Linked DNA regions of Homo sapiens: region 1 is linked to region 2. Evidence: read pairs that join two places in POLR2A ChIA-PET (ENCODE). Cell type or tissue: Panc1. All regions are shown on one strand. Each heading gives the region's core, and the rest is flanking DNA. Links, peaks and the distances in the headings are about the cores only.

What was found. Peaks named below come from ENCODE experiments on the same cell type or tissue, not always from the same donor. Only the 100,000 strongest peaks of a DNase experiment are listed, where the experiment ranks them.
Region 1: POLR2A ChIA-PET joins it to region 2 with 11 read pairs; 3 of 35 experiments call an interaction of 5 or more read pairs at or near these places.

The regions. Positions count from the first base shown.
Region 1 is chr1:179,816,955-179,823,702 of GRCh38, forward strand. It overlaps LINC02818 (long intergenic non-protein coding RNA 2818), which reads right to left. Exons shown (of 3, transcript XR_001738312.3): 3 at 2,872-3,495. It overlaps LOC105371634 (a long non-coding RNA gene), which reads right to left and starts at 2,464. Exons shown (of 5, transcript XR_007066756.1): 1 at 2,032-2,464; 2 at 1,038-1,135; 3 at 414-920. It overlaps LOC124904463 (a long non-coding RNA gene), which reads left to right and starts at 4,305. Exons shown (of 2, transcript XR_007066759.1): 1 at 4,305-4,581; 2 at 4,679-5,835. RefSeq lists an enhancer at 1,566-2,551. In Panc1, for the core only: no CTCF peak of the experiment used is centred there; no DNase peak of the experiment used is centred there.
Region 2 is chr1:179,761,467-179,768,214 of GRCh38, forward strand. The region is part of intron 1 of FAM163A (family with sequence similarity 163 member A); the gene reads left to right. Among named protein-coding and RNA genes, the nearest start is that of FAM163A, 22 kb to the left of the region's middle. In Panc1, for the core only: no CTCF peak of the experiment used is centred there; no DNase peak of the experiment used is centred there.

The DNA of each region.
Region 1 (6,748 bases), core at 1,598-5,597, 55 kb after region 2:
CACTTCACCACTCCTGCTCTAGACTTCTTGTCTTGCATCTTTGATAACTTGGAGTCATAACCGAGTGGATGTCGGAATAAATGAGAGATTTGAAGTAGAAATCCCACAGGGTCCTTCGTTCTTCACCGGGGGAAGTGAAGGGGGCTGTTGGTGTGGATTTAAGGGTGAAGCCTCCTCTTCAACACCCAGAGCGTCTGTGTTCCACGCTCTCCCTGCTCCCACGGTAGCAAACCTCCACCTTGTTGCCTGGCATGCCCCCATTGCCTCAGTCAGAGTTCAATCGGCGGAGATTTGCTGTTTGTTGGGAAAGTGGCTGAAGGGCCCTGCTGAGGATAGTGAGTTTCCCTGTGGGGCAACCCAGGCCTCGGCCCCTGCTACCTGCCCTTCCCCTCTTCCCAACCCTGCACACACACCTTCCAGGCTGGTGGTCTTCCTGCCTGTGTAGCTCAGGGTAAAATCACTTCTCTGAAGCCTGAGGAGATCATGTCACATGGCCAGCCCTTTGTTACAGGGGCAGCAAGGGAAGAGAGGGGAATTGGGACCAGATCCCCAGTGCAGCCCAGCAGAGACTACAGAAGTGGAGAGGGATGGAGGGGGACTGGAGAACTGGGAACTAGCTTTGTGTGTAGGAGGGAGAATTCGGGGATGAAGTGAGAACGTCTTTTGTGTGTGTGTGTGTGTGTGTGTGTGTGCCTGCACTTGTGCACATGGGTGTGTACGAGACAGCTGCTCTCTCTCCACCTCAGGGCCTCAGGGCGAGCCCTGACTGCAGCTTGGGGGTACAGCAGGCAGCCTGCCCCAGCAGTCCAGCACCCAGGCCTCCAGCCCTGCAGCAGCCTTCCCTAGCACCAGTGGGAGCACAGCTTCCTTCACCCTCGGCCCAGGGAGCAGTTGGCCACAGCTCTGTCACCACAGCTGTTCTATGGAATCAGAAACCAGACCCTGAGGCACACTCATCATTGCATCCATCCCAACCTCCAGCCATCTCCTTTGCCGCCGCAGGGCAGCCAGCCCGGACTCGGCCTCCAGCCTCTCACCCGGCACATCTGCTTGGCCTCATGCTTGCTGGCAAGTCACGGCCCTGACCCAGCTCTTCTCCCTGGTGGCCCTCAACTGCCTTCAGCCTCAGCTCCAGCTGGGGAGGAGGGTGGAAGAGCAGCTTGAGTCAGACTGAGGAATGCAAGAGAGGTGCTGGCCGTCCTTGTCACTGTTCTTTGGAAAATGCCTCCATCAGTGCCTGAAGTTCAAGGAGTGTGGGCTGTTTTCTTTCTGAGTTCTGAGCAAATCGAGCTGGGGGACTCCGGGGCATGCTGCGCTATCCTGGGAGTCTCGGCCTTAGGCGGTTTGGTGATCTTCCCCTGGAAATAATCAGTGGGTCCTGAGCAGCACTTGTAAACTTGAATGTAGAAAGCTGGGTGAGAAGTTTTCATCCTCCGCACTGTTCAGGCCCAAAAAAGTTGGAGGCAGAGGCTGTCGTCAAAGTGGCACATTGCCCTCATACCCGGGGGCTTTCCAACCAACAGCTCTGGCACCCCAGATTCCAGCAGCCCCATAATGGCATCATTCAGCCCACATCCCCAAAACCTGTCCATGTCACTCTGCCCCTGGGGCTTCTGCAGGGACTTCAAGGAGAAGCTTCTTTCACCATAAAAACATCTCACCCAGTTTTCTACGCTCAAATTTACAAGTGCTGTTCAGGGACTATTGATTATTTACAGGAGAAGATCGCCAAACTACCTAAGACTGAGACTCCTGGGATAGGGCAGCATACCCCGGAGTCCCCCAGCTCGATTTGCTCGGAACTCAGAAAGAAAACGGCCTACACTCCTTGAACCTCAGGCACTGACGGAGGCATTTTCTAAAGAACAGTGACAAGGACGGCCAGTACCTCCCCCGCAGTCTGACTCAAGCTACTCCTCCACCCTCCTCCCCAGCTGGCCCCTCTCTCCACCAGTTCCCCCTCCCAACGGCCATCCTTCCTTCATCGCCGGCCTGTCAGCTCGCTGGGTGGAGAACCAAGTAGTGCACAACCTCTCAGAACACACCACTTGCACCTTCACAGCGTGCCTCGGAGGGAGTGGCACATGGCTCCATCCTCCAGCCCAGCACACAGCACCCCTCATGCAGCTGGCTCATGCTGAGGATGGCAGGAGGAGGTGAAGGCGGAGCTCCCGGGTCACAAAGCCATTATCTCTTTTCTCCTGTGACCTAACACCCCAGCAGACACAGCAGTCTAGTGGCAGCGGTTAGAAGGTGGGATTTGGAAGCAGACTTCAGCTGGAATCCTGACTCTACCACTTACTGTGTGACTTTAGGCAACTTTGGGGACCTCTCTCCTTCTCAGTTTTCTCACTTGTAAAATTGGGATCATAATGCCCACTGTATTCCATGAAAATTAAGTGAGCTGACTGGGTGCGGTGGCTCACACCTGTAATCCCAGCACTTTGGGAGGCAGAGGTGGGCAGATCGCCTGAGCTCAGAAGTTCGAGACCACCCTGGGCAACATGGTGAAATCCTGTCTCTACTAAAACACAAAAAATTAGCCGGACGAGGTGACAGGCATCTGTAGTCCCAGCTACTTGGGAGGCTGAGGCACCAAGAATCACTTGAGTCCCGGAGGCGGAGGTTGCAGTGAGCCAAGACTGCACTACTGCACTCCAGCTTGGGCTACATAGTGAGACACCATCTCAAAAAAAAATTAAGTGAGCTGACACCTCACTTAATTTTAATGGATACAGTGGGCATTATGGTCCCAATGTGACACCTCACATTAATGATAATGGCACATGTGGTAGCCACTATCATTAGCAGTATAGCCAAGTCCAAACTCTACCACTCACAACATGACAGCCAATAAGTTGAGAGAAGGTGTTGGGGTAAGGAAGATGACTTTATTTCTGGGAGCTTCCAACTGAGAAGATGGAGGACCAATGTCCTAAAGAACATTTTTTTTTTTTTTTGTGAGTCGGAGTCTCACTCTGTTGTCCAGGCTGAAGTGCAATGGCACAATCTTCAGCTCACTGCAACCTCCACCTCCTGGGTTCAAGCAATTCTCCTGCCTAGGCCTCCCGAGTAGCTGGGATTACAGGTGCCCGCCACCACTCCCAGCTAATTTTTGTATTTTTAGTAGAGATGGGGTTTCACCACAGGCTGGTCTCTTGGCCAGGCTGGTCTCGAACTCCTGACCTCGTGATCCTCCTGCCTAAGCCTCCCAAAGTGATGGGATTACGGGCATGAGCCACCGTGCCCAGCCAGAACCAACTTAGATTGATAGATTTTTTTAGGCTTCTTTCATATTAGAGGAAGAGGGACCATGCAGGGGGTGAAGGTCTGGAGGTGACTGGAGGCCACAGACATCTGGCTGTCATCAGGGGTCCAAGGAGGTTGCAAAACTTCTTTGTTCATGGTCAACTGCTTGTCAGATCCACCTTGTTGCTCTAAGTCTTTCAGACAGCACTGTTACTTGAGTGCACACTTCCTCATCTCCTCAGGAGTCTGTTTCAAAAGAGAGGTGGTCATTAGTACTAGCGTTAAACTGTAATCAAAATGCTTTTCGTGGTTAGCTTGGCCTGTGTCTAGGGATGAGCAAAGGCAGTTGGCTTATGAGGTTAGAAGCAAGATGGAGTCAGCGATGTTAGATTTCTCTGGCTGTTACAGTAGGATATACAGACAGAACCGAATCTGGAGGCAGCAGGGCCCCCCACAGGGGCTACTTAGGCAACAGGAAGGAAGGTTCCCTCTGGGCTCTCCCATTCTCCCCACTGCACCAATGTCCACACCTGCACTCAGTCCCTCCTCCCTCGTACTACTTGGTTCTCCACCCAGTGAGCTGCCGGGCGATGAAGGACGGATGGCCGTTGGGAGGTGGAGAGAGGGGCCAGCTGGGGCCAGCCTGTGCCACTACTGCCAGGTCCACCTCTCTCTCTGTGTGGAACCTCCCACCTCTGCCAGTAACTCTGCCTGTGACTCACTGAGGGACCCATGCTCCCAGCAACCTATGACTGCATTTTGGCCTCATATGTGCCCCAATAAACTGAACGAATGAAGGAGAGCATTCATATTTCAACTAAGAGCACAGATCTCTGCTTGGAGACAGAGACTCACTCTGTCACCCAGGCTGGGGGTGCACTGGCGCAATCCCAGCTCACTGCAACCTCCGCCTCTGGAGTTCAAGTGATTCTCCTGCCTCAGCCTCCCGAGTAGCTCGGATTACAGGCACCTGCCACCATGCCTGGCTAATTTTTGTATTTTTAGTAGAAACAGGGTTTCACCATACTGGCCAGGCTGGTCCCAAACTCCTGACCTCAGGTGATCCACCCGCCTTGGCCTCCCAAAGTGCTGGGTTTACAGGTGTGAGCCACCACACCTGGCTGCGCTTCTTGTTTCACTAGCTTTCGAGTTCAAGTCTTGGGTTTGAAAGCTGGTTCCGAAAGGAGTCAGAAGACCCCCAGCTCTTCCTCTTGAGCCCAAATTCTTCGGCCCATCCATCCCTGGCTCCACTGGGCTTCTCCCAGAACCTGCCACACATTCTGGCTTTCCTACTACCAGAAGTGGGCAGGGACTCCAGATATCACTGAGCAGGTGAGAGGGGAAGGAAGGGCAGGAGAGAGGAAGCCCAGATGTGCAGGAGGGAGGGAAGGAAACGGGCTCAGGCAGAACACCATCTGCATCTTCACAGTTAGGAAACCAAAGGAGAACCACCTGGAGGACTGGACCTGCCACACGCCTGTCGCTCCTGCCAGTACCGGCTCTAAGGGACCTGCCTTCCTTCTGCTCTGAATCCTCCTCCCTCGTGTCCTGCCGGGCTCCACGGAGAAGCAAGAGGGACGATGGCACAGCTGCACACCCAAACCTGTGGGTCACAGGGGGCTCCATTCCCCTAACCATCAGATAGTCGCTTACATCCCATGGATATAAACTTTCAAGAAATAAAATTAAGGTTATCTTTCTCTATTCAGCTTACAAATGGTTCAGCTGACTCTGCAGCCCTGCTGCACCCCTCTTCATTTGACAGACACAGATGCTGCTTTACTTACAATGGGGCTACGTCCCAATAAGCCCATCCTAAGCTGAAAATATCATAAGTCAAAAACTGATATAGCTAACCTACCAAACATCACAGCTTAGCCTACCTTAAACATGCTTAGAACACTGACGTTAGCCTACAGTTGGGAAAATCATCTAACACAAAGCCTATTTTATGACAAACTCATGACTATCTCATGTAATTTATTGAAAACGTACTGAAAGTGAGAAACAGAATGGTTGTATGGGTGCTCCAAATGTGGTTTCTACTGAACATGTACTGTTTTTGCACCATCATAAAGTCAAAAACTTGTAAGTGAAACCATTGTAAGCTGGGAACCATCTGTGCTGGTTTTGTCACACTACTTACTGTGTGATTTAGGCAAGTCTTCTATGTAATTCTAAGTTGTTTGGGGGAATGTCATATGAACAGACTTATCTCCACTTCAACATGAGCTGAGGTAGCTTTCCTGGTTCTAGGCAACTGAAATAAGGGAAATAAAACTCTGGGGACTGAATTCTGCCAGTTCTATAAAACAGTATCAAACCTCTACTGACAGCCTTGGAGGAGGATGACCGGCAAGATTTGAACAGCCACCAAGCGCCACCAAGCTCCCCCAACCACCTGCATGCACCTGCCTTCATCTCTTCTGGGCCCTTCCATGGGTGCCAGTGGAGCAGGGCTTCTTCAAAGCAGCTCTCAGCACCTTTGCCTTTTCCCCTTGACCCTTTTCTTAGGGGGAGTGAAGCGTACTTTTTAGAAGTACTATTTCTGCTAGAAGAAATAAAAGCTGTAAGTATGCTCCTTAATACTTTAGTCATGAGAGTTTTTATTCTAGATCCAACTGAACAACTTGAGCTTGAACAGAGGCCTGACACCCTCACAAAATCTTCTGAACTCTTCCCTCAAGCACAGGGGCCCAACCAAAGGGACAGGCCTTCTCCAGGTAAGCAGCGTATGCTGTTAGCCACCAAACAGTCAGCTAAGGAGGCCATGGCTCAGACCCCAGGGAGGGGTATCTCTAACTCTTCCCAGGCAGGAATCTTTTTTTGTTGGTTATTTATTTATTTATTTATTTATTTATTTATTGAGATGGAATGTCACTCTGTCACCCAGGCTGGAGTGCAATGGCGTGATCTCGGCTCACTGCAGCCTCCGCCTCCCAGGTTAGAGCGATTCTCCTGCCTCAGCCTTCCAAGTAGCTGGGATTACAGGCACCTCCCCCACCACACCTAGCTAATTTTGTATTTTAGTAGAGTTGGAGTTTCACCATGTTGGTCAGGCTTTTTGTGATTAGCTTGGCCTGCATGTAGGGATGAGCAAAGGCAGTTGGCTTATGAGGTTAGAAGCAAGATGGAGTCAGCGATGTTAGATTTCTCTGGCTGTTACAGTAGGATGTACAGACAGAACCAAATCTGGAGGCAGCAGGGCCCCCCACAGGGGCTACTTAGGCATCAGGAAGGAAGGTTCCCTCTGGGCTCTCCCCTTCTCGCCACTGCACCGATGCCCACACCTGCACTCAGCCCCTCCCCTCAAACTCCTGACCTCAGGTGTTCCACCTGCCTTGGCCTCCCAAAGTGCTGGGATTACAGGCATGAACCACACCGTGCCTGGCCCAAAGCAGGAATTCTCAGGCAGGCAGAGCCCTGGAGAGAGGGATGGGAGGAAGATGAGAGGAAGGATGGAGGCCATCTTTTTAAAATTTATTTTTATTTATTTTAT
Region 2 (6,748 bases), core at 1,777-5,776:
TCCCGAAGATGACAGGAGCCAGGAAAGCATAAAGTCTTGTTACTACGACAGCCGGTAGCCTTGATGTCTGTGTCTTTATTTATTAACTGGACTTTATGTATCCATCCTCCCAGAAGCTCCAAGAGCTTCCCAGCTGACTTTGATACAGATCACATTCTCAAAATAGTATAGTCCATCAGTCAGAATAAAGACAGGGCCGGCTCAACGAAGGATTGAAACTCCAAGAACACTGTCCTAAGAGGCAAAATGAATGTGGGAGAGAATGTTGACTGGGGTCGGTGAGGTGTTAGGATAATCGAGTATTGAGCAGCAAACTGGATTTTTGGGTCACTTCCTTTAAGCTAATAATGATTGAATGCCTTTTTTTTTTGCATCAGCTATTGAGTATAGCTCTAAACACATTCTTCCCTTTTACCTCACAGCAGTTCTGGGAGGAATTATTCCCATTTTAGAGCTGTTGAAACGGAGACTCAGAGAGAAGGAATTGCTGGTGAATCACAGAGCTTGTGTTTTAACATCGTTTCTGCACTGAACACCCCCCACTCCTCCACTTCCCTACTGAAAGGGTGCTGCTTAACGGCCAGGAATTTTAAAGCTTGGAAAATGTCCCATTGATTTTGGCAGGAAGCAGATACCAAATGCTCTTGTTGAATGGATGGATGGATGAATGGACAAAAGAAAGAATGATTTTAAAAGGTCATATAATCGTATCAAGGCAGGGAGAGATAATCATGTTAGAAACCTATCTCATAGATAGCTGCTACAAATGAATGTGGCAAGAATTCAATGGTTCTTTCTGTTTTCTACCCAAGATTTATAAGTAGATGCCTGTAATGGGAGTAAACATCAGGAGAGTCTTTTTTCCAGGGCTGCAGAGAATTGGGATCATGCTGGGTATGTGGGTCAGTCAGTCCTGTCACGGTTTGGGAGAGGAGAGGTGTTCACCTGGTTGCGCTCCTATGCACAAGGCTAGATGTCTGCTGTTTTCATTTGCAGATTGCTTACAAGGTCCTTCCCTGTCCTAGCAATTTGCCTGCCTCACCCATGGTCTAGGGACACAGAGGAGAAGGAGGCCCAAATGGCACAGCTTCTTGGGGCACATTTGAGGGAAATGCTTTCTTTTTTTATTCAAGATTATATCAAGTGAAGAGCTGGTTTTCACCAACTTCAGGAATGCTCAAGATGGGTTATTGGGTCAGCAAATAGACACTGAGGGAGGCTTCGGCTCACATCTCTTAGCTCCTTAGTCATCCTCCTTGCTGTGCAAGAAAAGGCTTGAATATACCTTCTTCCAGCTCTGCATTAGCCAGCAAGGGGAATGAGGCCATTGTGAACACACACTGTGGGGGCCTAGGAGAGAAATACTTCAGGCGACATGATGATGGTCCTTATCTTCCAGGAGTTCCCAGGGTAGGGGAGGAAAAAATAATTTTCCTTCTGCTTTTCAGAGTTCATAGCTGGGACTCTCTGTAACAAAAGACAAATCGACAGGAGAAAAACAAATAGAAATTTGTCAACATGTATACTTCATCTCTACATGGGAGATACTTAGGGAAAAAATAAGTAAATCTCAAAGAGGCAGCTTAGAATTCAGGCTTAAACACCATCTTCAGCTAAAGGCAAAAGAAAGAAGGGTGTGGGGGAGGCCAGTTATGGGGAGATGACCAGGCAAATTATCAGAATAAAGTCTGTTATGCAGATGTAAGCCTGCTCCATTAGTAAGACCTTCTCGTGATTTAGCCATGCTTCTCTTCCTGCTACAGACACCCTTACAAATGGTGATTTCCTTTATAGATGTAACTTTCCCTTACAAAAGGGTAACTTCTACTCTCTTTTCAGAGCTTCTCCTGTATCTGTTGTTTCTCAAAATAATCAGCTCAAAATCATCCTTATGCCAAAGAGGCATATTTTGGCATGGCACGTTCTGGTCTCCTACAACAGCTTCCTTGGACAGAGAATATGCACTGACTGTAGCATTACAGAGCAGTGCCATCGAAATAATTGTAAAAAACTTGTTGTGAGCAAAGGGGCTGAAAAACACCAGACTGGCTAGTTTCTTCTGAAAAATGAAGGCAGCTGGGATGCACTCTGCTTTTTCCTACTTTCCTGCTCTAAGGATGTGTAATTCTTTAATCAGAAGTCTAATAAGGTTAATCAGGAAAGACCTGAAGATTTAGCTGATTTCTGAGAAAGGGCATAGGAGACTTTGGAGGACTATAAGCTCAGCCTGAGAGGAGACACAGGGTTTCTGGTGGTAGGTTATAGCAAGTCCCATTTTACAGATGCAGAAACTGAAGGCCAGACCTCCTCCCCAAAATGGCAGAGAAATCCTAATGCTTGGACTTGTGCAATGGGTACAAGACAAGTGCCTTCCCTTGGCTGAGGAGAGTTTCTCTCCTAGAGGACTTAGCTGGGTGTGTGGAGGAGTCTGAATTCCTCCCCTTGAATTCCTTCCACTGCTTCTTTGCCAGTCCCATCCAACTCGGATGGGGAACTGCTTTTAAATATTATTTCTCAAAGACTACACACACACAAAGAGAGACAGAGAGAGAGAGTGCATGCTCTTTGTATTTTATTTGGGGAATCATAACAACTCTCAGGTGAAATAGAGAGCTGAACCAATCAAGCACTCTTCCCAGGGCTCAAAAGAAACAAGTGTCACAGAACTGGCTGGCAGCACTGCAGAAAATAGATGATGGGAACACCTGTGTGGGTGTGGGTGACCTTGACAAGGGAAACACTAGCCAGTATTTTTATCTGCCCACTTTGTCTCAGGACGTTGGTGGTGTTGCATCCACTAGCAACAGGCTCTGGTTTATTCTCATGACATCTGGGCAGAAGGGGCGGGAACGACGAGGCAGATAAGAATATACCCATTTTGAGGAACAGAGAAACTGAGCCATGATTGGGGAGTGAAGCTTGTTCAAAGTCTCGTGGATAGACTTTGGGGTTCTTCAAATGGAAACAGGTTGTGCAACCTCTCATTCAGTGCTCCAGCAGCTCAAATTCTGTACTCTCAAAGATTTCCTATTAAATTTAATTTACTTTCCTTCTGTTACCCTTCCATGGTAGATGAGGTATTGATAGGGTAATCAACTTGTCAAGGACTCTCCCCATTTTATGACTAAAAGTTTGAAATCCACAGAATCCCCTCGGTCCTCGGCAAACCAGGATGGTTGTTCGCCCTAGAGGTATGTAACTGCTTCAGAGAAACGGCTGTTGGGGGAGAGCATTTCTGGAGGTGGTCTCACATGTTCGTTAAGAGCATGGGCTCTGGGCACATGCTAGGGTACAAGTCCCAGCTCTGCAACACATCCCTGTCACCTGGGGCAAATCACTTGACCTCTCTGTGCCTCAGTTGCCTCATTTGTAAAAAGGGGGTAGTGACAATCTGTACCTCAGGAGGTTGCTGTGTGAATTATATAAAGCCATACGTGAAATGCTCTTTTACTTAAAATAGTGCCTGTCTTATAAGAAGAGCTCAGTAATTGTTAGCCATGATTACTTTGTCAGCATCTGCCTGTTGATGAATCACAGAGATCGCGGGATCTCAGAACTGATGGGCTGCCTCCTTAGATTTCATCTCAGTGCCCCCCAATTTAAATGCACTCCACACGTTGTAGCAACCCCCTTCCTCGTCCACCTCTTCCCTTTCTTCCTCGCCCCATGGCTGCCGCTGGTGGAGGCTGGTTTGCTCTGTGTCAAAGTGGATGTCACCCCACTTCACTTGTTGGCAGGATTGAGGGATGGCAGGCGGGTGGGATGTGATCTCCAAGTGCAGTACTCTCAGACTTGAACATGCACACACAGCACCTGGGCATCTTGTTAAATTTTGTTAAATGTGGATTCTGATTCAGCAGGTCTGAGGTGGGGCCCACAATTTTGCATTTCTAATAAGCTCCCAAAGATACTGCCGGTTTGGGACCACTCCATGGGCCACAAACATGTGGCCAGGCCACATCATGTGTCAGCCTGTGGGAGTCTAAGTAAAAGACGGTAATATTCTTGCCCAGCTGAGGACCCTAAAATAGAATTAGTGCTGGGGACAGGGGTGGGAGTTGCTTAGATATGCTTAGAGTGTTTGAGGGGAGCAGCTTAGAGAGTGGTGAAGCCATCGGGGCATGAAAGGTCTGTGGGGCTGATGCTGAGATCTGTGGTGAGTATTGTAGGTAAAGTTAATAACAACTGGTTAAGGAATTGAGCTTTGGGAATTTTTTTTTTTTTTTTTTTTTTGCTGATTTTAAATATCAGAGCTGGTTCGAGACTATTGCTTAGATAGTCTTTCTCTCTCACATCCATGGTTTTGCTCTCTTGAATGGTGGACAAAGGGTGTAGTGCCCCCCAGTGCCTGGGAATGACACATGGTCAGTGTGACTACAGGAGGTTCAGAATGGCTGGCCTGAAATGACAGAAGTCCCCAAAGCTGGGCCTCCAGGCTCCCTACCCAAAAACTCCCTCACAGAGAGTGACCTTGCCTAGGAGGGATCTGATACTTTCTCAGCCACCTTGGAAGGGCTCTTACAGCTCCATGATGGATGAATGGACAAAACTGTCCCAAACAATCTGGGTTCCAGAAATAAGCCTTGTTCAGGCTCAGAAAACAATACCCCAAGATGAAGGCCTCAGAAGCACAAGTTTTTCTCTGACTTTCCCCTACATTCCTGTCTCTCAGTCCCATTTTGCCCCAAGTCCAGCCATAGGAACTAGAATCTCTCTTCCCCAAGACAGGTCATAGAAACCAGAACCCCTTTTCCCCAAAGCCAACTATGAAACCTAAAAATATTAACCTAACTTGCCCTCCGCTTTCCCATAAAGAAATTATCTGACCCACCTTGTTTGACTGTAGGTCATGAGACCCCCCATTCCAGAGAGGGCCCTGCTCCACACCCAGAGGAAGGACTTCATGCTCAGAGGGGCCAAGAAGAATCCAGACCCACAGGCCTGGCTGGGTTTCCCCACTCAGTCTATTCACATTAGATCAGACCCTTTGTGTCCAATCATATTTCTACACAGCTGCCCATACTTTGTTGAACCTAAGCGTAAAAATGAACAATTTCCCCTTGTATCTTTGGGTCTTCATTCTGAAGGCTCCCAGATACACATGTTAAATAAATGTGTATGCCTTTCCTCCAATTAATCTGCCTTTTTCGAGTTGATTTTTCAGTGAAACTTCAGAGAACCAAAGGGAACTTTCTCCTTACACCCCACAGCATAGACAGAACTTTCTCTTTACACCCAATGGCCCCTCACATTTGAGATGCACTTCACTCCTTTTTACTTTTCTTTCTTTTTTTTTTTTCGGTTTGGAGACGTAGTTTTACTCTTGTCGCCCAGGCTGGAGTGCAATGGCACAATCTTGGCTCACTGCAACCTCTGCCTCCCGGGTTCAAGCGATTCTCCTGCTTCAGCCTCCCAAGTAGCTGGGATTACAGGCACATGCCACCACGCTCGGCTAATTTTTATCTTTTTAGTAGAGACAGGGTTTCACCATGTTGGCCAGGCTGGTCTCGAGCTCCTGACCTCAGGTGATCTGCCCATCTCAGCCTCCCAAATTGCTAGGATTACAGACATGAACCACCGCCCCCGGCCTTTACTCCTTTTTCGAAGCTACAAACAGGAGTCCTCCCTGCCATCGTTCTCCCAGTGTCTTCCCTCAGAGATGATATCAGGCACCAAGACAATATGACCGTCTAGTACAGTGAATCTGCCTTCCACTCTCTGGCATGCTCAGATTCCAGAGAAACCTTCCCAGAAGAGGTCACAGAGAAGGGGCTGGACATGTTCGAGTCCAATCCTGCTCACTGTTGCCTGGCTTCCCTTAGGCCAGGCTTGTGCTAATTTGAAAAATGGCCTATGATAATGAGCGCTAAAAGCACTCTGCAGACCGAGTGCCCTGGGAAGATGTTCAGGGACTCAGCCTTCCCCAGCTCCCTCCCCTCCACTGCCAGCTCTCAGCATTGTGCACTTTTAATCTCCCACACGGCTGCCAGTATACTACACATTTGTATCTGTCACTTCACATCCCCCCGCATGGCTGCTCTCAGCCAACTGGGAGCCTTCTCCTTTTTTCCCTGGAATGTTCCCTGAGGACAACTCAGCCCTTGATAAAGGCTTCCACTTTCTTTTGTTTCTCTTGGTGAGAAAAAAACCCCTGTCCCCCACTCCTACCTTACAGAGCCTGTCCAGGCCCTGGCACCCCCTACCTGCAGCCTGCTGCTCCAGGTGCAGCTTCTCTCCCATCCCTCTCCCCACAGAAGGAGAATCCTGGTGCTCCAATGCCCTCCCAACACAGGTCAATGTAACAGCATCCCAGAATTTTACGATGGCCCTCTAATTCCTATAGCCAGAAGGGACCTCAGAAGTTTTTTTAAAAAATTTATTGTGGTTAAAAAAAGCACACAACAATTAATTTCCCCTCTTAACCATTCGTAAGTGTTAAGTAGTGTTAAGTATAGTATATAGTTGGGCAACAGATCTCTAGATAATTTTCATCTTGAAAAATTAAAACTCTGTAACCATTAAACACTAATCTCCCCTCTCCCCTTCCCTCAGTCCTTGGCCACCACATTTTCTACTTTGTTTGTATGATTTTGAGTACTTTAGATACGTCATATGAGTGGAATCATATGGTATTTGTTCTTTTGTGAATGGCTTATTTCATTTAGCATAATGTCTGTCCGTGCTGTAGCATATGACAGGATTTCCTTCTTAAGGCTGCATAATATTCCATTGTATGGATATACCACAT